2 separate regions of the Homo sapiens genome follow, and region 2 is linked to region 1. Evidence: read pairs that join two places in POLR2A ChIA-PET (ENCODE). Cell type or tissue: CD4-positive, alpha-beta T cell. All regions are shown on one strand.

Region 1 (2,500 bases):
TAACTTCTTGCCGTTCCCCAAATGTGTCACACTCCCTCATCTTCCTTCAAAATATAGAAGCCAGGCAGTATTTCAGGTGCTTGGCCTACACGAATGAACAGAACAGAGATCCTGGCCTGTGTGGACCTCGTATTCTTATGGAAGAAAGTGAGAGGTGGGGAGGTGGATGGTGGAAGAATGGCTGAGTAGTGGGGTAAATGGATGAAATGTTTGATAGATGGACGGATGGTGGACGTAAATGGATGCTTGATAGGTAAGTAGATGATTGGCGAATATGTAGACAGATGCAGAGAGGTTGATAAATGGATGGATGATTGACAGGTAGGTAAATAACGAATACACAGACATGCAGATAGACAGAGTATCATGTGGTTATAATGGCGATGGAGACATGAGTCAGGATGGGGAACGGGAGAGATTGTGTGTGAAGAGGCGCCATATTTCACAATTTTACAAAAACAGGAGAAATGAACCGTGCTTCTCACGTTGGGTCTAGCTTCCCCTCCAGAGCAGAGCCTGCAGACTCTGAGCTGAAGTGTCGGTCTCCTCCACCCATCCTGCCACTCTCAGCCACCCCCTCTGCCATGTGCCTCTCTCTTCCACACCTTCCTGCCTTTGAAGAGGTGAGGTAAGGTGCACGGATGAACAGAAAACGCACCCCAAGCCAAGAGATAACCATCTCCTACTACACCCACCTCTCTCAGGCTTTTATCAAGAGAGAAGACCGTGAGACAACCACAACCCGCCATGCTTATCTCGTGGAGTAGCTGGGATTGTGAAGATGGCATGATCCGAAGGTAAACACAGGGTTTATCAACACCCCTGCAGCATCGTGGAGAGAGAGAGAATGTAGGAAACACGCAGTGGCGACTGACGCGGATCTCCTGTGTGGTAAGATGGCCGGCCAAAGATGGGCTTGCATCCTCCTGCGAGGAGCGACCCCGTGTGATCGTCAGCCATTGGACAGCCTCCCTGAACTTCAGTTTCCTCATCTATAAAATGGAAGATAGACCCCCACTGGCCTCTGTGAGAACTGAAGCCATGTGAACTCAGCCTGCGTGCATGTCTGGGTGTGTTGTGTGTTCACAGACAGGGTGTCTGCATGGCAGCACTGACACACAGTGAGGGAAGCGTTGGTCACAGGCTGACAGTACGCAGGTGCCTCCACACTCCTGAACTCGACAGGGGCCTCCGAGACACCCACATGAGTAAGAGAAGGTCTCAATATGTGTCGGGGCTTAAGACAGGTGTGAAACAACAGAGGGTGGATTTGGGAACAAATTCTCCTTCATTCCATCCGCACACATTTTCCTGGGTCACAGCCTCCTTGGAGAAGGCAGCAGGGGCGCCCAGGAGGTGGCACCAGCTTTTCATTCAGGCTCTCAGGTGTGTCCTCTTTTGCATGGGTGACACTCTCTGAGGCCATAAAATCTCCTCTCCAGAAAGAGGAGCAGAGCCAGGAGGCCAGGCAGACGGCAACTGAGGATGCAGAAGCAGCTAATCACATGAGCCTGCATGGACAGAGAGATTCATTACAGCACGACTGACACTCACAGGCTTCCTCGACCACCAGGTGAGTTCCGAGACTCACAGGCTTTCCTCGAACACCAGGTGAGTTCCGTCATCCCTTAGCCTCACTTTTTTCTTCTGACACAGAAGACAACAGTCACGACTTCACCTGCTTATCATGAAAGCTCCATGTGAGAACAATGTGAGGATGCCAGTGAAGGGCATTTGCAAAACAAAGGGATTCACGAATCGGGTCCATCACCAGCGATCGCCCCTACCCTCACCGGTGCCCTGGGAACTACAAAAGAATTCACAGGTAATTTTCTTTTAAAGAAGCAACTTTAACCTACATGTTGGAAAAACTCTCTCAGAATAATTCAAACATTAATCACAGCCTGAGTTTTTGTTGTTGTTGTTTTTGAGATGGAGTTTTGCTCTGTTGCCCAGGCTGGAGTGCAGTGGCGTGATCTCGGCTCACTGCAACCTCCGCCTCCCAGGTTCAAGCATTTCTCCTGCCTCAGCCTGATGAGTAGCTAGGACTACAGGTGCCCACCACCACGCCCGACAGCCTAAGTTTTCTGTTGCTAAATTAATGAAATTTCAGCTGGCCAAGCCCAGGTGGCACTGGCAACTCAGTCTCCAGACAACCCTGTGCAGACGGCATCATAAAACACAGATGAAAGACAGGAAACACATAACAATGTATGGTTTTCATTTCTGTTTAGAAAAGTAGACCTAGAAAACAAATCACTGATGGTAAGAAAAAGAAAAAACTATACTAGCAACCACGATTAAAAAGTTATTTAACAGTGACACCTAAAAAAGAAAAATTTGGCACGAGATTATAATCTTTTTAATTAATATGCAATTCTGAATAGTAGCCAACATGGGCTTGTAAACCACGTGAAGAGCTATTTACCGGACACTGGCGTCTCCCGAGAGGGTGTGTCCGTGCAGAAAGCTGGAGGCCCCTCGCGTGCTGCAGGTCCAC
Region 2 (2,500 bases), 120 kb before region 1:
CCGAGTTAGTGCAACCAAAAGGACGCCGCACGGACGAACAGTATCTGGGGCTATTCATCGGCGATGCTGGGAAAAGCACGTCAGCCTCCCAGCTCGAAGGGCCCGTGTCAGAAACACATGGCGGGGCACGGTGAGTGGAAGATAATGTCTCAGGAAGCATCAAGATGTGAACACCTGACCCTGACCTCTACCAAAACGTCCACAAGACAGCCGATGAGCGCAGCGAGGTCTGTGGGGAAAGTATACTCTCCCTGAGGACCTCTGCGCCAGGGCCAGGACCAGGGCTGCGGGGAGGCGGCCCACGTCACTGCCCGGTGGGTCTTCAGACCCTTCCTGCCGCCTGTGGCTGGTCTCCTCCATGGAGAGGATTAGCTTACATTTCTCTGAATTCAACCTTCTCATCCCACACATTTTCCTTGATTATTTCCCCACTTAGAGGACACCTAAAAAATTAGAAAACAGAAACTGATTTAAAGTAGAAGAGCCCAAGAGCAGGTGGCAGCAGAGATGGGCAGAGACAACAAGGAACGCAGGGCTGGAGTCCGGGAAATCCTGCTGAGAAGACAGATTTGGGGGCCTTTGAAACTGGACTGTTCCTCTGAGCATTTACTCTTAGAGGGGCTCCTTGCCACCTGTTCACAGCAACCAGCCCACCGGCTCCTTGCCGCCAACGTCCTCTGAGCTCTTCAAGTGAACATGGGACAGAGACACCCAGCACGGCCAGGCTGGGTGCTGATGGGACCCATTCAAGTCCACCCCGACTCCAGGGGCAGGTCTCCCAACAAGGAAAACCAGCACACCACCCATCGCTGTGAGCATGGACGCGTCTCAGAGAAGAGCCCTGGCAGAATCAGCTCAGCCCCCGCCCCGCTGAGGGAGGCCCCGACCCCCACAGTCCATTCTCATGCCAGGCCTGCCTGCAGCAGCAGTGCCCAGTCTGGTTTGTTCGGCTTGTGGAACTGTTTCTTCCCCATCTCTGGAGAGCTGAAGCTGATTTCCTATCAAACACCCGCTTTGCTGTCAGATGACAAAGCCTGTGGTTTGCCCACATTCTGGGTCCTGAGATTTGAGAGGCTCAGATGAGACACAGCCAGCAGCCAAGAGTGTCTTTGAAAATGTTTTGATTCTGGTGCACAGAAATCCCCACCTGTAGGTACTTGCAAAGCATGAGTGTAACATGCATGCTGTCCTTTATCTTTGATAACCCTGTGAAACACAATTTTCTCAATGCTGGTTGATGTCTTTCAGGGCTGACATAAAAACAAACAGCAAAGCTTCCAGGCACGCTCCACGAGGACGGTGCCCTTCTCAGGTGTTAGGTCCCAAAGCCAGCTCACAGGGTGATTTAAATTAAGTTCTTAAAAAGCCCCTTGAGATAGTGCTGTGCTGGAGACAGGCACACGATTTCACAGCCGGTCGGACATGAGCAGACACCCCTCGCTCCATGGCCAGGCAGGGCCATGGGTCACACCAGGTGGGCGCCTTTCTTGCCTGGAAAGGACGAGGTGAGTGAACACTGGACCCCACCGTTGGCTGGGAGGGACAGTCGCTCCTGGCTCACGTTGCAGGCTGGCAGTCCCAGGCACCTGCAGCGACTGAGCAGTGTCCCTTCTTCCTTGCCACCTTTCCCCACCCCGTGTGGTTGAACGGGACACAGCTACACCACACGGCAACTCCACACACGTGACACTGTTCCTCAGCCTTGCTCCCCAGGAATCCTAATGCAGCCTCTACCCCAGGAGAAATGCCAGTAACTTTTGCTTGCACTTTCCATTTTCCCATGAACTCCGTGTTAAGAATGTGATGCATTCTCGGCGAGTGTCCCATAAAGCAACAACCATTCACCGCAGGTGACAGTCGTCATTCTCTGGCATCCTCATCAACATTCACTGGGGTTTCCGTCCTGAAACCCACCAGCTAAGAAGAAGGTTCTAGGTAAAACCATTTCATCAGAGAAATGAGGGCTGGCTTTTCCCCCACAGAAGTGCTGGGAGGCAGCATGACCGGAGGGGCACACAGGGAAACACAAAGAGTCTGCCCTTGTCTAAGGACACACATTCACTGTCAGTTTCTGTAAACTTGGGACCATTTTAACGTTTCACATTAAATCAAACAACTTGGGGGAAAAAAAACCCAAGAAGAAAAAGCCAAACTAAATTTATATTTTAAAATTCTAAAGAAGGTATAAGTTAAAAAAGGTCAAAAGAGTTGGCTACAAACCCATTGGTTCAACCATTTAATTTTTTTCGAGATAGAGTCTTGCTCTGTTGCCCAGGTTGGAGTGCAGTGGCATGATCTTGGCTCACTGCAACCTCTGCTTCCCGGGTTCAAGCGACTCTCGTGCTTCCAGCCTCCCAAGTAGCTGGGATTACAGGCATGTGCCAAAACACCCAGCTATTTTTTTTTGTATTTTAGTAGAGACGGGGTTTCACCATGTTGGCCAGGCTGGTCTCAAACTCCCGACCTCAACTGATCCACCCAAAGTGCTGGGATTGCAGGC

Evidence for each region. Peaks named below come from ENCODE experiments on the same cell type or tissue, not always from the same donor. Only the 100,000 strongest peaks of a DNase experiment are listed, where the experiment ranks them.
Region 2: POLR2A ChIA-PET joins it to region 1 with 5 read pairs; 3 of 35 experiments call an interaction of 5 or more read pairs at or near these places.

Annotation. Positions count from the first base shown.
Region 1 is chr10:469,842-472,341 of GRCh38, forward strand. All of the region lies in intron 3 of DIP2C (disco interacting protein 2 homolog C), which reads right to left. Among named protein-coding and RNA genes, the nearest start is that of DIP2C-AS2, 160 kb to the right of the region's middle. RefSeq lists an enhancer at 567-1,082. In CD4-positive, alpha-beta T cell, CTCF peaks have their summits at 1,009 and 1,212; DNase peaks (open chromatin) are centred at 640 and 940; H3K4me3 peaks cover 908 bases; H3K27ac peaks cover 969 bases.
Region 2 is chr10:351,159-353,658 of GRCh38, forward strand. The region is part of intron 24 of DIP2C (disco interacting protein 2 homolog C); the gene reads right to left. Among named protein-coding and RNA genes, the nearest start is that of ZMYND11, 220 kb to the left of the region's middle. In CD4-positive, alpha-beta T cell, no CTCF peak of the experiment used is centred here; a DNase peak (open chromatin) is centred at 1,083.